3 separate regions of the Homo sapiens genome follow, and all the other regions are linked to region 1. A link is a loop called in an ENCODE intact Hi-C map of the cell type or tissue named here. Cell type or tissue: ascending aorta. All regions are shown on one strand. Links, peaks and the distances in the headings refer to the core of each region. The heading gives the core; the rest is flanking DNA.

Region 1 (6,134 bases), core at 769-5,768:
TCTGTCACTGACACTTTGTGTATAAAGCAATATACTTTTTTTTTTTTGTGAGAGAGTCTTGCTCTGTCACCCAGGCTGCAGTGCAGTGGTGCGATCTTGGCCCACTGCAACCTCTGCCTGCCAGGTTCAAGCAATTCTCTTGCCTCAGCCTCCCGAGTAGCTGGGACTGCAGGCATGCACCACCACACCTGGCTAATTTTTTTTTGTATTTTTAGTGGAGACAGGGTTTCACCATGTTGGCCAGGCTAGTCTCAAACTCCTGACCTCAAGTGATCTGCCTGCCTCAGCCTCCCAAATTGTTGGGATTATAGGCATCAGCCGCCGCTCGCAGCCAAAGCAATATAGATTATTTAAAAGTACAGAGCCATTTAACTGCCAATTCCATCGTAATAGTGGAACAGTAACTTCATGTGTTTCGTTCTAGAGGTAGTCTTGCCATATTTGACAATTACACGCAAATTCTAATGGCATGTCTTCCTCGGAAAGCTGACTTTCAAGAGGCTGTATGGGATAAGGAAAGACCCATGGCACTGGAATTTTACAGACCTGAGTACATTCCAGTTTTATCACATGTAACTATGAAACCTTTGGCAAGTTACTTACTACCTCTGAGCCTCGGTTTCTTCCTCAGTAAAATGCGATTAGTCATGTACACAAATCCCTGCGTAATCCTTTATTGATAGGTATTATTTCTGTCCCTTTACAAGTCTCAGGCCCAGAGGAATTTACCAGACTGTGTAGGATCTGGCTATTGCAGGCTTGGCAAGGTTCTGTTTGCATGTTGTCAGTTAAGGTAGCGGATGCTGTTTCTTCAGTCTGTATCACTTCGCGCTTCCCAGCCCTCACATTAATCGGCACAGGTATACGTCAGAGCAGCCCTGGAGCATGCACTGCACAGCTGCAGGATTCCCAGAGTGTTGTAACTTTTATATAGCAGGGTTTTGTTTCTCTACAGATCAAGATTGTTGTCTTCCATGGTGTCTGTTCTCAAGGAAGCCCCGCACATTCATCCCATACGTATTCACACACACACACTAACTGGAAAATGCGAGGGAAAGGATGAATGGGTAGATGAATGAGCAGTCCTGCCAGCTATCAGATATATTTCTGAATATTCACTAACAGGGTTTTAACTTTTTCACTCTCCTTTTTATGATAGGGACCCAGCCTTCTAAAGTCAGAAACTGGAGCTCCAATTGAATTAATGCACTTGACACAAATGATCGCATGCCATTTTAATAACAGTCACACTATTATTGCTCCTAACTAAATAGAAGTCCATTTGGCCTTTTCACATCTAAGATATTTGCTTTCCCATTAAGGCATTCACTTAGTTATAAATTATAGGTAAAATTACAGTGGGTTGAAGGAATAGCTTAAAATAGGATTTTAATCAACGTGAGAACTGAGGTATAGAAGATTCTGATGATTGGCATGTATTTTTTATTTTTATTTTATTTTTATTTATTTATTTATTTATTTTGAGATGAAGTCTCACTCTGTAGCCCAAGCTGGAGTGCAGTGGTGCCATCTCAGCTCACTGCAACCTCCACCTCTGGGGCTCAAGCGATTTCTGTGCCTCAGCCTCCTGAGTAGCTGGGGCTACAGGCGCACGCCACTATGCCTGACTAATTTTTTGTATTTTAGTAGAGACAGGGTTTCACCATGTTACCCAGGGTGGTCTCGAACTCCTGAGCTCAGGCGATCTGCCCACCTTGGCCTCCCAAAGTGCTGGGATTACAAGCATGAGCCACCATGCTTGGCCTGGCGTGTATTATGTAAAGTATATCTTTGTATTCAGACCTGTAATTCTCTTAATTTTAAGGAAAAATAAACTCTGTTTATGCTAAATAAGAAGCTTTGGTCATCTAACTGAACATAAACGTACCGTGTAGATTTCTATTTTCACCATGTAATTACTTGGTAAATGAAGTTGGCATTCCAAATCAAATCAATATGTCCATGAAGGAAATCCAGGCCTTGGGGTTTCAAATGAAAATTGAATATAGATAAAAAGATGGAATTTTTGATACCCATCTTTTCAAACAGATGCGTATATAGAAAGAAATTGGCAACTGAGAGAGAGAATCAGAGAATGAAGAAATTTGTCTTCAGTTTCCATGGGTCAAAAGAAGAAATGAATGTTCACGTACCACCCAAACAGAAATTGAAATAGTGTGGAGAATCCATTCTCAGGATGGCTCTTTTAAAATATTGTAAATTAAAAATATTTCCTACCTATTGGTAGTTAAAACCCTTTTCTAATTTATTTGTTCTAAGAATGTATGACCTAAGTTCTGTATTATCCCAGCATGAGACGGTGGAATGCAAAACGACTTCTTATCGGAAACGATAATGACAATGTTAATAACAGTATGCCTGCCTGTTTTTAAGACTAAAGTATTCCCAAATCAAATGACTTTGGGCCGGGATCTATTCAGAATATTTTGTAAATACCAAAAAGGAAAAATGGTTGCAGTTATGCAAACCTCCCAAGATTAAGTTTATCCTCTTCGAGTTTGATTATTACACTCACCGAAAAACTGAATGACTCCTTTTAGATTCCTTAGAAAGATATAATTATCAAAACTCCTTAAGAGAATGAATAGACTTTTTTTTTTTTTTTCAAATAAGGGTATTTACCCGCAGAAACTTTTTTTCAGTTTTTCCTTTATTCTGACTTGGTTAAAATATTGTATTTATAAAGGTAACACAGCCATCTAGTGGACAGATATTTGATAGCTGATTATTTTACTTGAGTTTAAGTTCATGAAACAAAAGCTTAAGCCAAATGAAATACTTGTTTCATGACACACGGCACATGATTACAAAATGTGGAGTGAGCCTTTAGAGGGGCAACATGGGGTATTTTTAGGCAGGTGTTTTATAACATTTCCAGACACAAATTTCTAACCACTGTTCCCATCCCCACACACCCCACTCAAAACCATACTCTATTATAAAAATGTAGAAATGAAAGAGGTGAAGTTCAAATCATAGGTTTAACATTGAGTTTCTATGTGTCTGAAATGTTGTATATTATGTGGTTACCAGCCCATCTTCTGGTGTCTTTTTGGTTTGGGGTTTTAGTTTTTTTGGGGGGTGGGTAGTCTTTTGTAAGTGAAACATCAGTTCTATTCTCCTTTCCTTGTTGCCCTGTCCTGAAGTTATCTTTGCTAATGGAAGAAAGTCATACTTCCCAGGATGGCCCTCCTCAGCCATAGCAACACCGTCTGCAGTCATTAACGGTGTTACTTTTGTCCTTCCTCTTTCACACTTTGCTGTCAAAACCTTCTATAACAACTCCTTTTTGTTCATCTCAAATTCCAGGGAATTGAGAAGTTACTCTTCATCAAATTCTACTGCAAACTCAGACCTCTGGGCAACAGCTCCTATGGAGTGATAGCTGTGGGATGATACTTAGAGAGGGCATTTATACTCAATGTACTGGATTGTACTAGGAGGTTTATTTTTCCAAACCTTAAGAAAAATCACTTGTGTAAACACTTGCAATACCACAATTAACTCTTCTATGTAAAGAGAAATGGCATTGCAGAGTGAAAATGAGCCTGAGACAGGAAGTCAGAAGATGGGAATTCCAATCCTAGTTCTAATAATTTTGAGTTGTGGGTATTGTGTAAGTCAACCCCAATAACTGTTTCCTTGTAAATAAAACAAGAATGACTAATAACAACTCTGCTGCTTACCTTCAAGGACTATTGTGAGGAGGAAGTGACAAGGTAATGGATGAGGAAGTGTTGTGTAATAATGACAAAGGAGAAGTCTCTATTTACTCAGGTGGAAATAAAAAGCTCTTTGGTAAACTTGGAATTGGAATTTTAATATGCAACCAACTTGCCCTTCCATTCAACTAAGCATCTGTAATAATGGGCCTTTTTGTCACAAGCTTTTATTTTTTGTTTTACATCCTTGTGAAGTAGTTCATTGCCATTATCCCCATTATGAATGGTGAAAACAAAGCATGGAAAGCTTAAACCATCCTAAAGGAGGTATATTCTACATTTGGAGTCCACCTCATCATTTTCTTGGATAACACATACTTTGCTGCCTGTTTTATTCTCCTGCTCCAGCCCTGCAACATCTGATATGTCCATTCTGTTCTACATTTGTATTGTGCCCCTGCATGATTTTATCCCCACTCTGAATGAGATCCCCTTTTTCCAGGTCTCCATCTGGCAAACAACTGCCCATTTTCAACCCAATTTAATCTTTACGTCTTCTGTGAAGCCTTTCTCAATTCTCTTATGCAAAAGCACAGGTACCATCAAGGGTGTCTAAGAAACCCCATATGCACAGTTCTGTCCGAGTTCTTATCACAATGCCATGTGATGTTTATTTACCCGTCTGAGCTCCTCAGTAGCAGAGCCTTTGTCTTATTCACCTTTTATGTCCAACCAGGGAATGTTGCATGAACCAGTGTTTCATACACATTACTAAAGTATTGCTAACTCCTCTAGTATTTACTGTGATATCTTGAATGCTGAAAATGAAGTATTTAAAGAATAATCTACCAATTCATTTTCAGAGCCTGAAGGATGTTGATTTCATTTTTGCACCAGGAACTTTGAGGTAGAAGCTGTTAAATAAAAAGAAAAGATTGATATCACAATGTGAGACTATTTCAATATTGAATAGACTGCTTTTACCAGTGACAGTAGTTCTCTCTTGGAGCCTTGATGTCACACTGTATTAAATTTAGGCATCTTATTGATTCTTCAGTTTAATTTTTCTGTAAATATATGTGCTTTCCTGACCAGCCTCTATCCCAGAGTTACCATGGCTACTGGTAAGTTTTATCTTCTTTGCAACCATTTTAACAGTTTTTCTTAAGAACCAATTGTTTTCCTTACAATAGAAGAGTGTCTTCCAAAATAGACCCTGCGCATATCCATGATGACAGATCAGTAGATAAACTGTATAATTGGCAGCAGGTAATGTTTTTTCTCACTCCACTGTCCACACTCCCCTGTAAACAAACAATCCACCCCCATAGAGAGGGGGCACATTTTCTTAAGTTCTCAAATGTCACAAGTATTTTTCCTCCCTTTTCAAAGTCACTATTTAGAAAATCTCTAATGGGATTTTAAATGCTTATTTTAGTATATTTGGCCAAGGATATTGGCACTTTTCTTCCATAAAGTATTTAAGGTTTGATCAAGACCCTCACAGTGAGCACTGTGTATGTGTTTAGTTCTCTTTGTGGCTTTTATTGCTTAAAAAGTAGAAATGTTAGTTTTAAATGTTACATACATAAAAGTCAGTGGGGGAGTGTCTCTTCTTGGAGAGATATGGGCTAAAAAGAAAAAACAAGACATGTAATCCCAGCATTTTGGGAGGCCAAAGTGGGTGGATCACAAGGTCAGGAGTTCAAGACCAGCCTGACCAACATGGTGAAACCCTGTCTCTACTAAAAATACAAAAATTAGCTGGGCATGGTGGCGGGTGCCTGTAATCCCAGCTACTCAGGAAGCTGAGGCAGGAGAATCACTTGAACCCGGGAGGCGGAGCTTGCAGTGAGCTGAGATCATGCCATTGCACTCCAGCCTGGGCAACAGAGCAACACTCCGTCTTAAAAAAAAAAAGAAAAAGAAAAAGAAAAAAAAAAGTGTCTCTATGGGACCCTCAAAACTGTTGATCTGGTATTTTCCTTTTAGGGCTTTCCTCAAACACATATAACATATATAAGTTGGTCTAGAGCAAATATTTCCAGTGAATTAATAAAAACAACAACAACAATGCACTACTTGGAGCAGGACCAGGTAGGACAGACATTAGTCAATATCAAGACAGACAAACTGTTAAGTATTAATCCCTTGTCTATTTTCTCCATTTCTCTTTAACTTAAAATGGTATTTTCAGCAGTTCTTGATAACTGAAACCTTGAAACCCATTTTTTAAGACCGGTAGTAAAGGACAGTTAATAAAAAGGACAATTTGTCTGTTGCCAAAGTTCAATTTCTACAGGGCAAGACTGTGGCCAATAGTAGATCAAGAGCTGCACAGTGAATAGTTAAACATTTACTGAATGTCTGTTGTAAGTAGTTTTAGTCCAAATGTGTGTCCATATTTTACCACCTGTAGAAAAGAAAGATGTAAACTCAACCTAATATTTC
Region 2 (6,134 bases), core at 719-5,718, 760 kb before region 1:
AAGTAGGTATAGCTGACAACTGATATTTATAAATAGAAAGGAAAGAAGACTTAGGTTGTTCTTCTGTTAATATTTAAAAATTCACGTAGAAACTAAAAGTTAATTAAATATTAATGATGATATTTAAGAGCAAATTTAATAGAAAATTGCCAAAAACATAATTACACGTCTTCCCCAATATTCAAATGTGTTTTTCTTTGTCAACTCTTCTAGAAGGTCAGATTAGTCAGGAGTTCTGTCTTGAGCACTTCCTCAGGACTCATAATTGTCAAAATGTCCCAAAAGGGATGACTCTGTCTTTGCTACATGTTGGCAAGACAAGCCACCTTAGCTTGTGAGATTTCCAACCTTTCTGCAATTAGAACTCCTGCTTCTTCTACACTTGAAAGAGGCAGACAAGTCCAAGAGCAGCGAAATTCAATAAAATTATGTGACGAGTAGTTGCAAGTTTCCAATCAATGGCTCTGTTTTTCCCCCCAAAGAGAAAGAGGTGTTTTTCTGACACTGATGTTAGGGGTTATTTATTTATTACAAATTCGGGGTAACATGTGTAGCTTTGTTACACGGGTATGTTGCATAGTGCTGGGGTTTGGACTTCTAGTGAACCCATCACTCAAATAGTGAAGATAGTATTTGATAGGTAGTTTTTCACTCCTTATCTGCTTTTCTCCCTCCCCTCTTTTGGAGTTCCCAGAGTCCATTATTTCCATCTTTGCTTTAGCATAGCCAATGGAAACATTGGCTTTGAATAGCTGTCTCACTTGAGTCACCCTTTTAGTAGTGTTTGCAGCAATGTTTCCATTATAAACAAAATTAGTGAGAATTATGTCTTTCAATATCAAACCACATTGGCTCAAATTTAATCCTTTAGGGAAGTATGTATTTTTAAATGTTAAATTTAGTATGAATACATTTCAGGAAATCTGGGAATGGCAAAAATAAATTATCCCAGTCCCATTCCAAATACTGTTGGTATTTGTTGTCCATCTTTTTCCCTTTTTTCCAATATGACTGATTATATATTGGCCTGCCTGCCACTGTATCTATTCTTTACAGTCTATCAATGGCATCACAGTTATATCTTTTGTTCTGTTTATATAATTATCAAGGTATCCAGCTTGGATTTTTATAAAGTCTTAATAATTATGGGTTGCTATAGCTATATCTTTTTAAAGAGTGAATATACTATATAATTGTTAATGCAATGCCATACTGTTAGATTTTTAGGCTGATCCTAGAGTTTTTTGTTGAATCATAAGCATACTTATATGAAAGTATTTATACATGGAACTTTGATGAAATATTTGGGTAAAAAGGTATGGACAATTCCACAGTTCTGGATTACACAGATGCAACATCAAAAAATTTTGACATTCTCAGTTTTTCTGTTATAATCCTTGGTTTCCTTGTTAAGTGATCAGCAAAATGCTCGTCAGTTATGTATGGTAAATTACTTACTTTCTGGCTCCTGAATTTGGGAGGTTATGTAACCTGGAAAACCTCGGTTTCCTCACATGAAAACTTAGAATAATACTACCTTCTAGAAAAGTACTGATATAAAAAATAGTATGTGTAGTAAATCTTCTAGAACATTGCCTATTTAATGAGCACTCAATTGATAGATGTTAGCATTAATTTGTTTCAGCTTGCTTTTTGTAATAATAAGAGTGATGCTAAATTTCTTCTGAAACATTTGGAGGTAATTTGGATTTTTTATTGTCCTATGCACATTCAAGTCTATTTTCTCATGCCTAAGTGACAGTGCTAGAAGTAGGCAGCAGCATCAGATGCAGTCCCTGGGGTGTCCTGAGTAAAAGTCTTCCTACCTAGGATGTATTGGCTTAGTCTCTGGTTTTAGTAATTCCATTGATGGACCATGGCTCTTTCAGTGATTGGTTTGGCCTTTCAAAACTGATGGTAACACTATTATTATTCAACTATTTAATACTACCATTTTAATAAGGGAAGCATTTCATATTCTCCACTTTGATAACTCATCTGCAATTGTACAGTCACCTTTTGAGACTACTTAAGATCTACTTAGAATAAGAAAAAAAATGTCCTTTTTGTGGCCAGCCTCAGATACAGAGGTTCAATCCTAGGGCTCATGACCATCTCTCATTTTCTTACAAAGCGCTGCTTTGCCCTGCTTCCTCTTCTTTGTGTTTGGTATCTGTGATAGCTTCCTGGCAGAGAAATCCTGGTCTGATGGTTAATTTTATGTGTCAACTTGGCTGGGCCACAGTGTCTAGATATATGGTCAAATGTTCTGAATGTTTCTGCAAGGGTATTTTTTGGATGAGATTAACATTTAAATTGGTGGACTTGGAGCAAAGTAGATTGTCCCCCACAATATGAGTGGGCCTCATCCAGTCAGTTGAAGGGCTGAAAAGAACAAGACTGGCCTCCCTCAAACAAAAGGGAATTCTGCCAGCAGATGGCAGACTTTAGACTTGAACTGCTACATCAACTCTTACATGGGTCTCCAGCCTGCCAGCCCACCCTGCAGATTTTGAACCTGACAGTCTCCATAATTACATAAACCAGTTCCTTGTAATAAATCTTTCTCTACACAACACATGTCCTATGAATTCTGTTTCTTTGAAGAACCCTGACTCATACAATCACTAATGGAGGGAACACGTCTCATGATTGAGTGCCTTGTCCAGAAACTTCTTGGACACACCCCAAAAGCTCTCTTTTTGGCTGCCTGTTCTATTTGTTTGATAGCTCTGCTGCTGGATCTTGGGGAGGAGGACAGTGGAGAGACAAATGAAAAAATAAACTTTTGCTCCTTGGTAATTGAATCATGGGGGTGGGTCTTTCTCATGCTGTTCTCATAATAGAGAATAAGTCTCATGATGGTTTTGCAGAGGGCACTTCCTCTGCCCATGTTCTCTTGCCTGACACCATGTAAGGATATGCCTTTGCTCCTCCTTCACCTTCCACCATAATCATGAGGCCTCCCCAGCCATGTGGAACTGTGAATCCATTAAACCTCTTTTTCTGTATAAATTACCCAGTCTCAGGTATGTCTTTATCAGCAGCATGAAAACGGACTAATACGTTCCTTTAGTGGCGTGTATATGAGGCATCTGGAGACCGCTCTGTCACTTTCCTTCTGAATGAGGAAATTTCAATGGGTACTGCATTGAGTAGACCTCCAGAGGAGAAAATTTTTCTCTTATTCTTCTGCCTCCTCAACTTTAACTGAACCTCCAATTTATTCTAGAAAAATTGCTGATCAAATTCGTCCAATTCGAGTACATTGAATAGAATATATTTTCCAGAAGACTAATGTTGTGTGTGAAAGGGTCAGGAGAATGTGACTCATCCTCTCTGTCTTCTCTCTTTTGTGTATGCAGCTGCAGAGGGAGTTGACTCGTGATTGGCTCTCTTCCAATCTAGAGTTCAGATTCCAGACCCATGAATTCCAGAACAGGAAGCTCAGTCACAACCTCTGTGCTGTGAATCACAGGGCTGCTGTTCCTCCTGAGGCCTCCGGGGACTGCTAAGGAGGCAGACTCTCGGAGGCCCGTCTTCTGTGTGCACCCTGCTGGAGTCTGGCTGCAGTGGTCCAGCAAGGGGGGGTGCTGACCCTCTCCCGACCACCCTTGCACTGTTTGTCACCTGCACCCCGAAGCAGGGTTCTTCAGTTTCTGCCAGCATTCTATGCTGCTTGGTCCAAGCCCCTTCCTTCCTCCTCCCGGTCTTATTTGCTGTTCTGTTGCAGCATGCATCCATTGATACATCATTGATTTTTCTTAATCCAACCTCATCTGCTCTAGAATATGGATTTTTTTTTCCTGTCAGATTTTTGGGGAAAAAACAAATGTTGCATGTTATCCGTAACCTCTGAAACTATTGTGACTTGTTTGTCTCTCTGCTTGCCTTCATGAGGGGAATGGGAGGCGGCACTCATTAGAAATGGCTAGGCCGGGCACGGTGGCTCACGCCTGTAATCCCAGCACTTTGGGAGGCCGAGGCGGGTGGATCATGAGGTCAGGAGATCGAGACCATCCTGGCTAACAAGGTGAAACCCCGTCTCTACTAAAAATACAAAAAATTAGCCGGGCGCGGTGGCGGGCGCCTGTAGTCCCGGCTACTCGGGAGGCTGAGGCAGGAGAATGGCGTGAACCCGGGAAGCGGAGCTTGCAGTGAGCCGAGATCGCGCCACTGCAGTCCGCAGTCCGGCCTGGGCGACAGAGCGAGACTCCGTCTCAAAAAAAAAAAAAAAAAAAAAAAGAAATGGCTAGCCGTTCTACCTGGGTTCTTTCTGTTACTGATAAACTCAGGGAAGATTTCTCCTTCCCAAACTGAGTAATGTTAGAGTGACTCATATTTTCCTATGGTTGAACTAAAAATATAATTTACAGTTTGAATTGGGTATTAATTTAAATATTGATGTAAATTTTTAATATCACTTACCTATACATCAACCAGCCTCAGCTCCAGGAGAACAAAAGAGTTTTCACATAAATCCACTCTAATGAACTGTTTATGAAGCCAAGAATGGTAGTGGTTATAATTTAATCTTCCCTTTGTGTTCCCTATTTTTTTCCTCTCTCTCTAAAATCAAGTAATAGAAAAAAAAAAGGAAATTGGAAAAGAAAAAATAGACTGGTAGATATCAAAAAGAGAAATGAGACTTAAAAACCAGAAAAAGAAAAAACGAAAATAATCACAACATTAGTTGTGGGAAGTACAACACTATTGTCTGGTAGGTCCCATAGAAACCATAGTATCTGCAGTAGAAGTTTTCTATTTCTAGTTTAGTCAATGAATCTTTTATTGGCTATAAACTTTTCAGAGGTTTTGAGAAGTAAGCAGTAATACTGACTAATGAATAATTTTCAATTGCATATTCTCCAATACCATATCAATTTGCTGTTTCATTAATTATGGAACTAATCTGAAACAACTATTTTTAAAAATGTTGCTACTGAGCGTTTTTTGTTCCAGTCAGCTCATCTCTTTCTGAAAATTAGATTTCTTCCGTTTAAAAAATAGTCTTAACAGTAAGCATTCTCAACACAGCATGTTTCTACATAAAATGCTAGACTCTTCTCCGTTCTTAGAAACAGTTGTAAATTTAGATTTAGAATGTGACATAACCTTAATAGCAGCTCCAATTGGTCCAACCTTTAGTTGGAACTGAGAATGTAGTTTAAGTCAAACATTATTGATTCTCAGTTTAGTTTTGTTCTTAGGATCCTCTTAAACATTCTGAATGTATTAGAAGAAAATACGTAAATATGAACAAGACTGCCTTGATTTTAAAAAGTATAGTGAGATACTGTCACCCAGAGAAATGTTTTTCAGAGGACTAAATTTTCCTGAAAGGTAATTTTGTTAGGAGACATGCCTATAGTAAATTAGAAGATAATGAAAAGAGGTAGACAGACAAGTTCAAAGTTTGTTATCACTTACTGCTCATTTGACTTTGGGAGAACCACTGTGTGGATTTCCTCATGAGTAAAATCAAGTATGCCGTGCCCTCTTTTATAAGGATTTTGTAAGAAATTAAGTTAAAAAAGTATGAAGCGCAATGTCACAAAACTTGGCACGCAGTAAATAATAATAGATCATAATGTAGTTGCTTTTATTGTTTAAAATAGCATGCATTTCTCTGCAACAGTAAACTGAATACAATTAATATAAATTTGCTTTTTTTGGTGAAACCTCTAAAATTATTAGACAGTTTTGAGCTAGTTGCTTCCATTGGTGGTTCAGAGGAGTGAGTTGGGGAGAGAGAGTATGGCTCCCCTGAAACCTCCAAAATACACATATCATCTAAGTAGAAACAGCAGACAGAGACTGTTCCCTGCCACAATGGAGTAACTGGAACCAGACTTACTATTCCACTATGAACAAGTAGAAAACTACAGAATATATGTGGCAACCATTTTTAGACATCGGACAACCAGCAGGTCAGGACTGTGATCCCTAAGAGCAGGGAAGCACGGAGAACTTGGAGGCACTTTCCCAGTGGGGATGCAGGGAGGAAATTCTGAACAGAGTAAGCGTTGCAGGACTTTTCCTTAGTTCAGCTGAAGACAGGGTTCTTGTCCCATGGTCGTGAAAGTTTAGGCTCGCAGACAGTTTGAAGGGTGAGTAAAGCAGGGTTTTTATTG
Region 3 (6,134 bases), core at 565-5,564, 920 kb before region 1:
CTAGACATATATGAGAGTGCCTCTTTTTCCACAGGCTTACCAACAGAGTATGTTTTCTTTTCTTTTTTCTTTTTTTTTTTTTTGAGATGGAGTCTCACTGTGTCACCCAGGCTGGAGTGCACTGGTGCGATCTCGGCTCACTACCACCTTCCCCTCCCAGGTTCAAGTAATTCTCCTGCCTCAGCCTCCCGAATAGCTGGGATTACAGGCATCTCCAATCATGTCCAGCTAATTTTTGTATTTTTAGTAGAGACAGGGTTTCACCATGTTGGCCAGGCTGGTCTTGAACTCTTGACTTCAAGTGGATCTGCCTGCCTCAGCCTCCCAAAGTATGTTTTCTAACTTAGTGCCAAACTAATAAGTAAAAAATGCTCTCTAGGTGTAGGTTTAATTAGTATATTCTCTTAATATGAGAGAGATTGAACATCTATTCACATGTTCAAAAACCATTTGCATTTCTTATTTCTATGAATTGATCATGAATTTCCATAGGTCATCTGTAAAGAAACATTGACTCTTTACTATTTTAAAAAACATTCAATATATTAGAGATATTAATGATTTATCTATGATTTAAGTTGTAAATAAGTGATGTATTTTATTACTTTGCTTACAGTGTTTTTGACCATTCAAATGTGTTTTCTTTTTAATGTGATACAATTTTTAAATTTCTTTTATTTTTTCTTCTTGCCTCTGGATTTCGGACTTTAGATGGGAAAGTTATACCCACTCAAGGTTAAATACGAATTCATCCAAATTTCTTTTCTTTTCTTCTCTTTTCTTTTGTAGCGTCTGGGTCTCACTCTGTCACCCAGGCTGGAAGGCAGTGGCATAATCATGGTTCACTGTAGCCTTGGACTCCTGGGCCAAAGCGATCCATCAGCCTTGACCTCTCAAAGTGCTGGAATTTCAGGCATAAGCCACTGTGCCCGGTCTAAATTTCTTCTATCACTTGTATCATTTCTTTTTTTTTGTTTAAATCTCTGATCCATTTGAAGGTTATCTTGCTGTGTAGTGTGAGTAATGGATCCAATTTTTCTGTTTATCCACGGGGCTATACAGTTCTTTCTGAATATCACTAACCACCACCACCCCCCAAGAAAACCCACAAAAACCCAAACAATATTCACACAAAATTGAGATATTGAAATCGTCCTTTTACCGTATATTATTTGTGTATAAATTGCAGGATATTCCTTTTTTCATGATTTTGTCTAAACCGTGCACATAACCCATATTGTTTTAATTTAGATTCTTTATAGATTGAGTTGTTTTAATATTTGGGGGAGGTAGCTCATCCTCTTGCCCTTTTGGATCGTCTTCAGGATTCTCTTGGGTTTTCATGCTCACTGGTGGATGTCTTTAACCTGACTAACTAGAAAAGAGTCAGTCATTTACCTCTTGCCAAATCCTAAGAGTGGAGCTAAGGAGGTGCAAATCTGTCATGAAGTCCTGAGTGTTTTTTAAACAAATAAAATGCCCAAAGATACATTTTTAAATCAGACTTCTGATAATTTTTGGTTTAATCTATTCACCACTGAAGTAGAGGACACTCTTGCAAGTACCTTATTTCCTGAACTTAACCTCATGTAGAGAAATACGTTTTAACTTTATCTTTTAATACTAAGAAAACATAGCAACAATTTCTTTTTCTTCCTAATATTTTTTTTTATAATGATTTGGCATATATTAGTTAGAATTTATGCCATTGCTTAATATAAGGGTAAGTTTTTTCATGGGTGAAGTTGCAAATTGTAGGTGTCAGTATCTTGACCTTAAAGCCAAATCTACAGTTATTTCACAGAGAAATAACCAAACCCTCTAGCAGACAATGGCAGACAACCTTCCAGATACATAATCTGGATAATCAGTCTTTCTTTAGATAAATGATTTTTTTCTGGGAAATCATCAAAAATTCAGAAAGTTTAAAAATTAAATTTCCACAATTTTCAATAATGTTGATGTATGCATCATCTCTGTCTCTACAATGTGAATTGTTTTAATTTCAAAATTACCTAATTTCTGAATTACTTGGAATATCTATATATCAATTCATTTTATGTTAGCATAGATGCATCTTTGTTTCTTACAGCTACAGGAAATTTTTTTTGGTAGGCCTTGGATATATCCTGATTTATTTAATTTTTATTTATTTCAATAGCTTTGGGGGTGCAGGTGGCTTTTGGTTACATGGATAAGTTCTTTAGCGGTGATTTCTGAGATTTTAGTGCACCTGTCACCCAAGCAGTGTACACTGTACCCAATATGTAGTCTTTTATCCTTCACCTTCCTCCCAACCTTCCTCCACAGTCCCCAAAGTTTATTATATCATTCTTACGCCTTTACATCCTCATAGCTTAGCTCACACTTACAAAGTGAGAACATATGATGATTGGTTTTCCATTCCTGAGTTACTTCAATTAGAATAATGGCCTCCGGCTCCATCCAAGTTGCTGCAAAAGACATTATTTCGTTCCTTTTTATGACTGAGTAGTTACAGAAAAATTAAATCCTACAGCTATAGCCAATTGACTTCTTGCAGTCAAAAAATAATAATATAAAAGGATAAGCTGCTTTGTAGTGTGGGTTGAGGGCTTCTACAATGTCCCCTAGTCCCAGAATACATACTTCTTTAGGTGAAACCCTAATGGACTAGGTTAAAATTCATTTTTAAAAAGCACAATATAAAGATTTTTTATATTGAGTAATAACATTTTAGCTTGGAAATCAAAGTAGCCTACCTAGCAGGCTTTTTGAGGAAATTACATATCTAAATACCCATGGAAGCCCCTGCAAAATGAGAACACCTAAGACATCTCAACAATCGAATTTTTAAAAAAAGTTTTAAGTCTGCACCTTGCACTGTATGCAGAGCTAGCCTCCAATACATCAGTTGGTTCTCTGCTGAAACTTACTACTTTTGGGGGTGTTATAAAAGCATTAGTTTGAGACTAGCTACTTGAAGATTAGAAAGTATGGCAGCAGGCAAGCCCATGGGCAGATTCTTTAGCAGATTCAGAGATAAAAATACAGCCCAGGCCACATTAGAGAGCCTGGCCAACTCCAAAGATTTGAGAATGACTCTGGAATTTTCCTGGCTTGCAGTTCCAGTTCATGACCAGAGATGGCGCTAAGTGTACAGGGAACCTGCGGCTAACCTGAAATAGGACTGAAGTCTGAGAGCGTGAATCCTCAATTAACCTCAGCAGCACAACATCAAGATAGAGAGTTTGCAAGAAAGAAAAGCAAAGAATAAATCAAAAAGACTTGCGTTAGGGGAGCCTCACATTAGAAAAGAGATAACAGTGAAAATCCCTACAGTTAATATGGGTAGAAGCACTAACCAAGTAAGGCATCAGGAATGCCGATGAAAACACTCTGAACATTGAGGCATCCGTGTATTTTCTCTGGGTAAATCCCCTTGAGGGAAGTTTTTATTTGGCGGAATGATATTGGAAATTTTCAGGGTTTCATGTTATATATTCTAAATGCATATGGATTGTTTATATTCTTTCTGTCTTTAACAAACAGGAATTCAAAAGTAATTTAGTCCGGGCATAGTGTACTATCCCCAAAGTCTAATTTAATGCATTTAAAATTCCTTTTTGGTTAGCAGATATTTTCTAAACCAACATGAGGTCCATCTTAAGTGAGAAAGACATTAACTGCTTAACTGATAGCAGCTGGTATTTCCTTCACTTATATCAAAAAGAAAACAAAATTAGAGACTCCATATAAATACGAAAAAATTATTCAAAGTCCCTCCAATGAGTATGACAATTTTCAAAAATTATTTTTGTGCTGCTTAACCCTCTGTATTTTAAAATTAAAAAAAAAGTAGAGACAAAACAAATTCCAAATAATATAAGATAATTTAAAATAGAAAATAAAAATGTCCTCCCTTGCCTTGCTTGTATAGCTCCCTCCTCCATCTCTCCTTGGAATTTGTAACTAAGGCACACAAAGCTGTGGTTAAAAGCTACTTGCTGTGGTCTGTAAATCAGCAAGTTGAGCATCACCTAGGAGCTTGTTAGAAGTGCAGAATCTCAGGTCCCAGCCCAGAATTAGTGGACCAGGATCTGTATTTTAATAAGAATCTCCAAGTTGTATGTTGCGTTGAGGAAATTATATTGAGGAAATTACCTTGAAGTTTGAGAAACTCTACTCTTGATTCCAGAGAAGGAATCTTTAATTGACATCATGGCCTTCTCTTCCAATTTAGCAAGAGGCTGTAGGAATGGTCTAACTCTCATCAATGGCCCTATTCTTAGTCTACACAGAGAGGACTAGGGAAGGGGAGCCTAAATCGATTGTAACTAGAGACATTGAGAAGTACAGTGTTCACAGTGAGAGACTTTCTCCTTTGCAAGTGAGTGAGAGGATTCCCTCCAGGGGAATCAGTGATAGAGGTGGTGCTGAGAGTGCACTTGCCTCTTAATGGAAGGCTGAATGTTTGTTGATTTGCAGGATCTGCACAGCCACCTTGGTGTTTCCCGTGGAGTATAAAGGAGCATACATGTTCTTAGGAAGGGGTTGTGGTGTATGATTAGAAGGAGATGGTGGAAACCAGCCTCTCAAATCATCTCAGTTCTCTGTGATCTTGGAAGGGGTACAAAAGAAGATGTGTGCAGTTCCTTTGTCTCCCTGAGATGGGGCATAGCAGTTAAATGAGGAAGTATGAGTTCAGGAGGCTGCTAACCCTAGCAGGGTTTTGTCCATTCCAGAAAAGTAATTGTGGGCATGAACCACTGTCATGGTTAAGGAGACACTGCTGCTATCTCTGAATGGGGCAACAATAACAGATGAGGCCTGGGTGAATACTGGGGAACACTGCACTAAGAAAAACACTCATACAGCCATTTGGGGACTCTCATGACCATGAGTGTCACCAGCAGCAAGGAAAATGAACTCAAATCAGAGCAAGACCAGGGGCTAGTGCCCATGAACAGCCTTCAGGTAGTTGTATAAATACACCTTGCCACTAATATTTCTCCCCCAGAACCCCAGGAGATCTAAACGCAGAAAATGAAATGGGAGAAGGAGGTCAGAGTAGACTCCATCTCCCCGTCACTCTAGCAGCCATGATTACGAGTCAAATCTATTATTGAAAATGGACGTGGGGTAGAAAGGGAAGATCTATGATTAAAATCGAGTTTCAGATTGATGCATTAAATTAGTCTGAACTTTAGTAGCTGAAAGTGACCAGAAAGTTACAGAATTGGCCCAAGATGTAGCTAAGGGATGAGAAAAAAAGATGCAAAACAGCAGGGTTAGAAGAAACAATAAGAGAAAAACCAAACCAGTGACTGCCATCCATCCACTTGATTTTTAAAAATTACAAATGTAAACAATAAGCATATATTTCTGTTTCTTTATAAATCACCCTTTTCTCCTTACTCCTTGGTAAGCAAGATGAGGAAAGTGCAATTTTATTACCTCCTACCACCCTTCCACACTCATATCTCTTGATTTGGAGGAGTTACATTATTGTTGGTTTTACTTTGTGCTTAGCTGTACAACTTTACTAAAAGTAATGTAATATCGACATCATTTAGGGAAGGAAGCCATCACTGACTCTCTGAAAAGGAATTGAAAAAGCTGTTAATGCATTTTTGCTCTCTACACATTTTCTCTTAGCATCCACACATTCTCCCAGGACAGTCCTCAGCCACTGGTTGACAAGAATTGGAGCATAAATTACCCCAGCTTCTTTTTCCTTATATCAGGAGGAAGAGACAAATCTGAGGTGTATGCTATACCATTTCCCAAAAATTTCCAGTGGGAAAACCTAAAATTATTGAAAAATAAAGCTATCGTGACAGAATATATCTATCACATTTATTACCACACATGAAGATTGATGGACTAGAAATAGGAAGAATAAATTTGCATGATAGAAAGAGGGTCTTTTCTCTGATTTGCAAAATGAGATAAGCAAAAAATATAAAATAATCTGGGGGAAATCCACAATGACTGGAATTGTGTTATAAAATACAGCACAATAGAAATGTTCCAAGTCCAGTCAGTTTTTAGAATCTTCTTAGGGACCTTTGTAGGAATTATTTTTCTAGTTGATGTTTTTTAGAGTCTTTTGTTTTTTCTTCCTTCCTGCAACCTGCTTTCTAAGACATGTC

What was found. Hi-C counts contacts between places; a loop is a spot of excess contacts. Peaks named below come from ENCODE experiments on the same cell type or tissue, not always from the same donor. Only the 100,000 strongest peaks of a DNase experiment are listed, where the experiment ranks them.
Region 2: a loop joins it to region 1, with 2.8 times the contacts of the local background. A loop is called at or near these places in 4 of 110 quality-filtered maps.
Region 3: it touches region 1 in a loop (6-fold over the local background); 17 of 110 quality-filtered maps call a loop at or near these places.

The regions. Positions count from the first base shown.
Region 1 is chr6:153,029,067-153,035,200 of GRCh38, reverse strand. The region is part of intron 2 of RGS17 (regulator of G protein signaling 17); the gene reads left to right. Among named protein-coding and RNA genes, the nearest start is that of MTRF1L, 29 kb to the right of the region's middle. In ascending aorta, for the core only: a CTCF peak has its summit at 2,717 (motif pointing left); no DNase peak of the experiment used is centred there; H3K4me3 peaks cover 657 bases; H3K27ac peaks cover 1,165 bases.
Region 2 is chr6:153,787,572-153,793,705 of GRCh38, reverse strand. No RefSeq gene overlaps it. Among named protein-coding and RNA genes, the nearest start is that of OPRM1, 250 kb to the left of the region's middle. In ascending aorta, for the core only: a CTCF peak has its summit at 3,504; a DNase peak (open chromatin) is centred at 3,495; H3K27ac peaks cover 2,117 bases.
Region 3 is chr6:153,945,018-153,951,151 of GRCh38, reverse strand. No RefSeq gene overlaps it. Among named protein-coding and RNA genes, the nearest start is that of OPRM1, 91 kb to the left of the region's middle. In ascending aorta, for the core only: a CTCF peak has its summit at 3,116; a DNase peak (open chromatin) is centred at 3,111; H3K4me3 peaks cover 489 bases.